2 separate regions of the Homo sapiens genome follow, and region 2 is linked to region 1. A link is a contact called in ENCODE Hi-C or POLR2A ChIA-PET data. All regions are on one chromosome and are shown on one strand. Each heading gives the region's core, a stretch centred on a gene start or an enhancer-like site at or near the end of the contact. The rest is flanking DNA. Distances are from core to core; before and after follow the strand shown.

Region 1 (4,180 bases), core at 612-3,111:
CTCAATGCTGGCACCTGTAGTCAGAACTACTCAGTAGCTGAGGTGGGAGGATCATTTGACTCCAGGAGTTGGAGTTTAGCCTGAGCAACATAACTAGAACAACCCTACAAAAAAAAAATAATAAAAATAAAAAGTCTCCGGGCTCAGTGGCTCACACCTGTAATCCCAGCATTTTGGGAGGCTGAGGATGGCGGATCACTGGAGTTCAGGAGTTGGAGACTGGCCTGGCCAACATGGTGAAACCCTGTCTCTACTAAAAATACAAAAATTAGCCGGGTATGGTGGCACACAACTGTAATCCCAGCACTTTGGGAGGCTGAGGTGGGCAGATCGCCTGAGGTCAGGAGTTCAAGACCAGCCTGGCCAACATGGCAAAAACCCATCTCTACTAAGTATACAAAAAGTAGCCGGGCATGGTGGCGTGCACCTGTAATCCCAGCTACTCAGGAGGCTGAGGCAGGAGAATTGCTTGAACCTGGGAGGCGGAGGTTGCAGTGAGCTGAGATGGTGTCACTGCATTCCACCCTGGGCGACAGAGCGAGACTCCATCTCAACAACAACAACAAAAAGTGTGAATTCACGAGTACCATTTGTTAGTGATAGTTATTCCTGGGAAGGTAGAGTGGTAGAGAAACAGGCTTACAGGCATGAGCCACCACACTCAGCCTGGAAGAATTCTATTAAGAGAAACTCCCTAACCTACTATTTTGTTAACCTATGGCATGATACAGTTTGTTTTGTTTTGTTTTGTGGAGATAGAGTCTCACTCTTTCACCTTGGGCTGGAGTGCAGTGGCAGGATCTCGGCTCACTGCAACCCCGCCTCCTGGGTTCAAGCAAGCATATGTGGCTAATTTTTGTATTTTTAGTGGAGATGGGGTTTTGCCGTGTTGGCTAGGCTGGTCTCAAACCCCTGACCTCAAATCATCAGCCTGCCTCAGCCTCCCAAAGTGCTGGGATTACAGGGGTCAGCCACCACGCCTGGCATGGCATGACATAGTTTTGACAAATAAAAGTTCTTTATAGAACACTCAGGTTCATAGCAGCATTACTCACAATAGCCAAAAGGTAGAAGTAACCCAAGTGTCCATCAGCAGATGAAGGGATAAACATAATAAATATCCATATAATTCAGACTTAAAAAGGAAATAAATTCTACACATGCTACAACATAGATGAACCTAGAAGACATCATGCTAAGTAAAATAAGCCAACTGTATGGGTTTGTTTCTGTGTTGTTTTAATAGTTTACACAAACATATGTAACTTTTTATTTGTTCATTGAGACGGAGTCGCTCTGTCGTCCAGGATGGAGTGCAGTGGCCTGATCTCAGCTCACTGCAACCTCTGCCTCCCAGGTTCAAGCGATTCTCCTGCCTCAGCCTCCTGAGAAGCTGGGACTACAGGCGCGCGCCACCATGCCTGGCTAATTTTTGTATTTTTAGTAGAGACGAGGTTTCACCATGTTGGTCAGGCTGGTCTCGAACTCCTGACCTCGTGATTCGTCTGCCTCAGCCTCCCAAAGTGCTAGGATTACAGGCGTGAGCCACCGTGCCTGGCATATGTTACTTTTTAAATTAAACAAAAATATTAAAGAAATTTTCATGGGGCTGGGGGAAGAAGGTAAACTTTGTGTGACACCCCTCCTTTATGAACTAATGGAGAACATATACCCTACATTAGTTACATTATTCTGGAAGATGAACGCTTGGCACAGTGAGCTGCCAAACTGTTAGGGTGTCCTCCTTTCCCCGCTCCACTTTATATCCATCTCTTTGGCCATTCTGCCTTCCGTGGGCCCAGCTTCCCTCTATACCCACGTAGATCCTGGATTGCACGTCAGTAGGCGGGCTGCAGAGGAAGGGCGCTGTTCTGGTTGGTCCTGGCCTTACCCCGCCGGAGGGCGCCAGCTGCCCCGGCGACGACACGGGGGACCGGACGGAGCCTCGGGCCGCCAGGGAGGGGCCTGGCTGCAGAGGCAGCTTTCTCACTAGCGACTCGGGCCTCTCAAAACCAGCCTTTAGGCATTTAAAAAGTGATACGGTTCACGCCGGTCTTCGCCACCAGATCCCAATTCTTTCCTGAGAGCAGTGCTGAAGTGACAATAGGCCCATAGCATTAAATGTCGTCTGCTTCCTTCTTCAAAGAAGACCGACTTCAACCAAAAGTTCAATTTCCTTAATGTAAATTAGAGGGAAATCAGCAATCACACTATCTGGAGTAGGCACAATTTGCATGAAGCCTTTGACAGGTGTTCACTTCATTTTCTTTTCCCACAGAGAGCCATTGAAGGCAGCAGGAATGTCAATGGAGTGATTTAGGGAACCCCACAGAAGACAAAGGATTTTTTTCTATTTCTTTGTTGTTGATAACAAAAGCAAAATATGCTTATTTAAACTGTAAATAATGTGACAGAGTATAAAGCAAAAAGTGAAAGAATCTTCCTTCACTTTCTCATGCAATTGCACAGGGATAACTAAGTAACTGCTGTTAAAAATGTGTTACTCATCTGTCTAGATCTTTTTTCTTTCTTTCTTTTTTTTTTTTTTTAATAGAGATGAGGTCTTGAGACGTTACCCAGGCTGGTCTGGAACTCATGCAGTCCTCCCACCTCAGCCTCACAAAGTGCTGAGATTACAGGTGTGAGCCACTGCAATTTTTTTTTTTTTTTTAGACAGAGTTTTGCTCTTGTCGCACAGGCTGGAGTGCAATGGCGCGATCTCGGATCACCGCAACCTCCACCTCCCAGGTTCAAGCGATTTTCCTGCCTCAGCCTCCCGAAGTAGCTGGGATTACAGGCGTCCACCACAATGCTCAGCTAATTTTTTTGTACTTTTAGTTGAGACAGGGTTTCACCATGTTGGCCAGGCTGGCCTTGAACTCTTGACCTCAGGTGATCTACCCACCTCAGCCTCCCAAGTGCTGGTATTACAGGCGTGAGCCACTGCGCCCTGCCAAGCTACTGCATTCTAACCACACACACACACACACACACACACCCCAAAATTTTATGAAGATTAAAGAAAACCTTTTATTGAGGTATAACTTACAATAAATAGTGCACATTTAAGTGTGCAGCTCCTTTAATTTTTTACATATGAATACATCATTGAGACTTTCTGTAACCCACTTTATACTGTAGTTTGCTTTTTTTTTTCTTTTTTTAGACAGTCTTGCTCTTTTGCCAGGCTGGAGTGCAGTGGCGCGATCTCGGCTCACTGCAACCTCTGCCTCCCAGGTTCAAGCGATTCTCCTGCCTCAGCCTCCCAAGTAGCTGGGACTACAGGTGTGCATCACCACGCCCGGCTAATTTTTTTTTGTACTTTTAGTAGAGATGGGGTTTCACCATGGTGGCCAGGATGGTCTCGATCTTTTGACCTCGTGATCCACCCGCCTCGGCCTTCCAAAGTGCTGGGATTTCAGGCGTGAGCCACTGCACCTGGCCTGCTTTCTTAACTCAACAATGCTGTGGTAGTTCTTCCATAGGGACATACAGATCTAACTCGATCTAACTCACGCTTTTTATGGTGGAATAGTATTCCATAGTATTAATTATGGTAATCTAATTAACTTTTCCCAATTGATGGATAGATTGTCTTCAATTTTATTATTTTTAGATATGATAGGGATCTCTATGTTGCACAGGCCGGACTTGAATTCCTGGACTCAAGGTATCCTCCTGCCTCGGCCTCTAGAGTAGCTGAGACTATAAGCATATGCCACTGCTCTCAGCTTTGTCTTCTATTTTTTTTTTTTTACTATTGCGTGTTACCAGATTTTAAATTTTCTTTTTTTTTTTTAATTTTTTTTTGTGGTGGAGTCTCGCTCTGTTGCCCAGGCTGGAGCACAATGGCATGATCTAGGCTCACTGCAACTTCCGCCTCCCGGGTTCAAGTAGTTCTCTGCCTCAGCCTCCCGAGTAGCTGGGATTATAGGCACCACCCACCATGCCCAGCTAATTTTTGTATTTTTAGTAGAGACAGAGTTTCACCATCTTGGCCAGGCTGGTCTTGAACTCCTGACCTCCTGATCCACTCGCCTCGACCTCCCAAAGGTCTGGGATTACTGGCGTGAAACACTGAGCCCAGCCTACATTTTTTTTTTTTTGGAAACAGAGTCTTGCTCTGTCGCCCAGGCTGCAGTACAGTGGTGTGATCTCTGCTCACTGTAACCTCCATCTC
Region 2 (4,180 bases), core at 1,130-3,629, 61 kb before region 1:
CTACTAAAAATACAAAAATTAGCCGGGCGTTGTGGTGGGTGCCTATAATCCCAGCTACTCGGGAACCTGAGCCAGGATAATCACTTGAACTTGGAAGGAGGAGGTTGCAGTAGCCGAGATGGTACCACTGCACTCTAGCCTGGGCGACAGAGGGAGATTCCTTCTCAAAAAGAAAAAAAAAGAATTCACAAGTGACCTTGGGCAAGTCACTTAATGGCTCTAAGCCCCATATTCCTTTCTGCAAACTAGGCATCATAGCAACATCCTTCATGCCTTGGGATTAAAGGATTTGGTAGACATGAAAATGCTTTGAAAAATATAGTGAGTTCTGTGTGTTTAGAAACACAAGAGGCTGTGTGTCTTAGTGTCTGTTTTGTAGATCGAGAAATGGGGGCAGAGAGGATGGCCCACCTGGCAGGATCAGCCGCAGATATCCGATGTAATATGACCATGCCAGCCCATGGGCCACGTTGAAATTCCCTTTTTCACACACTGCAGAGATCTCAGCTGGGGCCAGGCCCTGTGGACAGCAGGATGTGGCTGGGGGGCCTCCATCAAGGACACCCAGAGAACTCCTCCTCCTCCTCCAAGGCTTCCCAACCTGCTCCTGACTTGATCCCTCTTTTGCCATTGCCAAACCCACTGTTCCAGGACATTATAGGTTCTACTCCATGGACTCCAGCCTTTAAACCAGTCCCACTCCCAGTACTCAGCTCAGGGCAGGTCACACCAGCCACAGCCACCACTTGGCCAGAGCTTCTACCTCCCCCTGTGTCATACCTTGAGGCCCAGGAGGATGTTCAGTGCCTGCGAGAGGCCCAGGAGGGCAAGCATCCAAGTGAAGGGCGGGCCGACCGCATTTGGGAGGGAGTAGTAGAAATAGATGGACAGCAGCAACAGGGCCCCACGGCGGAGGGGGCAGCCCAGGCAGGCCCGCACAGTCCTCCAGTAGCTGCCCCGGTACCTGTGAGTGACAGCCAGACCCCAGACCCCAGCCCCCAGCCCAGCTCAGCCAGAGAGGTTCAAGGAGGGGCAGGGCTAGGCATCAAGGGAGTGACACACGTTGGATACCCCGTCCCTGGGTACTGCAGTGAGTCACCTGGAGTGGATGTGGCGCAGCTCCTCAGCCAGGCTGCAGACCCCGTTTAACAGCAGTCCCAGCTGCAGGGAGGCTAGGTGGAGCACCAGGTACCGGAGAGTGTGCTCTGGTGGCTCTCCTAGCCCCCAAAGGGTCACCAGGCAGGCACTCAGCAGAACCAAGGCTGCCTTCTGGGCCCCGTGACCCCTGGGACACGGGATGGATGGATGCAGGCTGGAGTGGGGCATCTGTGGGCACCAAGAAATCCATGACCATTCTCCCCTTGCCCTCCTGCCCTTCTGGGACTGAGGCTCTGGCTGGGCACTTCCTCCCAGTTCCCCTTTCCCTGGTGCCCAGCCACTCCCAGAGGCTGCTCTTAGAGACACCTCTAGGAGGCAGGCTGGGAATAAGTCACCCCAAAGCTCCTGTCTCAGCGAGGTTTGCTGAAAACAGAGCAGGGCCTGCACATACACGCCCCACCAAGACCCAGGGAGACCACAGGTGTGGTGAAGAAAGAAGGCAGCAACTATCCCAGACCCAGACTTGAAGCTGTCCTGTGCAGCCGTACCCAACCAAGAACCCTTGGGGACCTGGGTTCCCCTGTCCCCGGAACCCACCCCAGGGAGGACCTTAGTCAACAAAGTGGAAAACAGAGCTCAGGGAGTGGGGACAGGGCAGCCAGCAGGCACCCCCTCGCCTCTGGGTGCCAGGGGCCCTAGGTTTGGCGTTCTGCCAGGCTGATCTTGAGCCTACCTTCTGCCTCCCGGACACTGGCTGCTCTGGATGATGACGAGGAGAGAAGGCCCGGCGCTACGAGCAGCCAAGGGCAGCTTCTCTGAGTGCAGCCTGAAAATGAGATGTTAACAACGATTGGTTTCTCCACAACACTCTAGCCCTGGCGTTTCTCCAAACCGCAGCTTTACTGGTGCTGGGAAGGAGGGTATTTCCTGTTCCTCAGGAAGGGAGGTAGGAACCTTCCCTCAAAGCCCTGATGAGCTGGGCCTGAGTCCTGGGGTCAGGGGTGAGGTTTGAGAAAGCCTCCATTCCATTGCCCTTTGCTACCCCCAAACCAAGGGTGTTTAGAAACACTCACCGCAGTCACAGCTCTGAACAGCGGGTTCCCCTCAAGCCACCACGATCAAACACACTGTACCTAACACCTGAGCAGGACTCCACACACTCAGCCAAAGGCAGCACACACATCACACGATGATTCCCCGTCTCATATTTTTCTTCTGGTTTCCAGGATGCAGATTCTTTTTCTGAAAAGTGTGACCTAGGAGGGAGGAGTGAAAAATGAACAGTTATTTCCGGTAACAAGAGCTATTTTTATAAAGCACTTGGTGGGAGAGGAGGGGCACAGAGGAATGGGGGTTTGGCTCTTTGCAGGAAATGGCCACGCCTGTGACTTCTCCAAGAGAGCCTGCCGGTTTCTGCCCAGAAGGCGGTTGTGGGGATGATATTAGGTAGGAGCAAAAGTAATTGCAGGCCTGGCACAGTGGCTCATGCCTGTAATCCCAGCGCTTTGGGAGGCCGAGATGGGTGGATCACTTGAGGTCAGGAGTTCAAGACCAGCCTGAGCAACATGGTGAAACCCCATCTCTACTAAAAACAAAAATTAGCCAGGCGTGGTGGTGGGCGCTTGTAATCTTAGCTACTTGGGAGGCTGAGGCAGGAGAATCGCTGGAACCTGAGAGGTGGAAGTTGCAGTGAGCAGAGATTAGGCCACTGCACTCCAGCCTGGGCAACAAGAGCGAGACTGTCTCAAAAGAAAAGAAAAGAAAAGAAAAGAAAAATGATCTGACCTACATTGTTTGAGTGTAGGTTATAAAATCCCCATGCATCAACCTAAATTATAATAATAATAATAATAATAAAGTGTTTACCTTGTTCCAGACATTATGCCAAGTGTTGCATATATCACTTCACTTGTATATCATTTCACCAGCCACCCTGTCAGGTAGGTATAATTCTAGCCCCATTTTATAGATGGATAATCCGAGGCTCAGGGAGGTGAAATAACTGGTTTAAGTAATTGAGAGTGGGGACTTGAAGCCTGGTGGGTTGCTCCAAAGCCCAGCTTGCTCTGTGCCTTGATTTCATTCCAGTAATCCCAGCACTTTGGGAGGCCAAGGCAGGAGGATCACTTGAGCCCAGAAGTTTGAGACCAGCCTAAGCAACACAGGGAGATCCCATCTCTACAAAAAAAAAAAAAAAAAATTAGCCAAGCATGACGGAACACGCCTATAGTCCCAGCTACTTGGGAGGCTGAGGTGGGAGCATCACTTGACCCCTGGAGGTAGAGGTTGCAGTGAGTTGTGATGGCACCACTGCACTCCAGCCTAAGTGACAGAGTGATACCCTATCTCAAAAAAAAAAAAAAAAAAATAGGCCAGGCGCAATGGCTCATCCTTGTAATCCTCGCACTTTGGGAGGCCAAGGCAAATGGATCACTTGAGGTCAGGAGTTCGAGACCAGCCTGGCCAACATAGTGAAACCCCATCTCTACTAAAAGTACAAAAAATTCGCTGGGCGTGGTGGCGGGTGCCTATAATCCCAGCTACTCAGGAGGCTGAGGCAGGAGAATCGCTTGAACCCAGGAGGCGGAGCTTGCGGTGAGCCGAGATCATGCCACTGCACTCCAGCCTCGGCAACAAGAGTCAAACTCCATCTCAAAAAAAAAAAAAAAAAAGGCCGGGTGCAGTGGCTCACTCCTATAATCCCAGCAATTTGGGAGGCCAAGGCAGGCAGATCACCTGAGGTCAGGAGTTCAAGACCATCCTGACCAACATGGAGAAACCCCATCTCTACTAAAAATACAAAAAATTAGCTGGGCGTGATGGCGCATGCCTGTAATCCCAGCTTCTTGGGAGGCTGAGGCAGGAGAACTGCTTGAACCTGGGAGGCGGAGGTTGCACTGAGCCGAGATCGTGCCATTGCACTCCAGCCTGGGCGACAAGAGCAAAACTCCGTCTCAAAAAAAAAAAAAAGAGAAGAAAGAAAGAAAAAGAGAGAGAGAGAAAGGAAGGAAGGGAAGGGAAGGGAAGGGAAGGGAAGGTCTGACCTACATTGTTTGAGTGTAGATTATAAAATCCCCCTTCC

What was found. Hi-C counts contacts between places; a loop is a spot of excess contacts on that map. ChIA-PET counts read pairs that join two places held with the same protein, here RNA polymerase II (POLR2A). Pooled maps may share reads with other maps.
Region 2: a loop to region 1 is called in a pooled map, with 2.0 times the contacts of the local background. The contact joins the promoter of STING1 here to the enhancer-like site in region 1. A Hi-C loop is called at or near these places in 2 of 50 pooled maps. POLR2A ChIA-PET finds 5 or more read pairs at or near these places in 9 of 52 experiments (A549, B cell, CD4-positive, alpha-beta T cell and 6 more).

What each region holds. Positions count from the first base shown.
Region 1 is chr5:139,541,635-139,545,814 of GRCh38, forward strand. It overlaps a transcript of UBE2D2 not described here. Among named protein-coding and RNA genes, the nearest start is that of UBE2D2, 18 kb to the right of the region's middle. RefSeq lists an enhancer at 1,398-1,959 and a silencer at 1,833-1,922. Within about 2 kb of position 1,862, at least 22 of the 41 ENCODE cell types and tissues checked have a DNase peak (open chromatin) inside an H3K27ac peak, as active enhancers do; they include B cell and endothelial cell of umbilical vein, where a contact is called at or near this core.
Region 2 is chr5:139,480,379-139,484,558 of GRCh38, forward strand. It overlaps STING1 (stimulator of interferon response cGAMP interactor 1), which reads right to left and starts at 2,380. Exons shown (of 8, transcript NM_198282.4): 1 at 2,172-2,380; 2 at 1,832-1,924; 3 at 1,100-1,326; 4 at 781-964; 5 at 412-520. The coding sequence starts at 1,326. It also overlaps the pseudogene LOC101059986. RefSeq lists a silencer at 646-940 and enhancers at 1,543-1,772, 2,293-2,422, 2,433-2,552.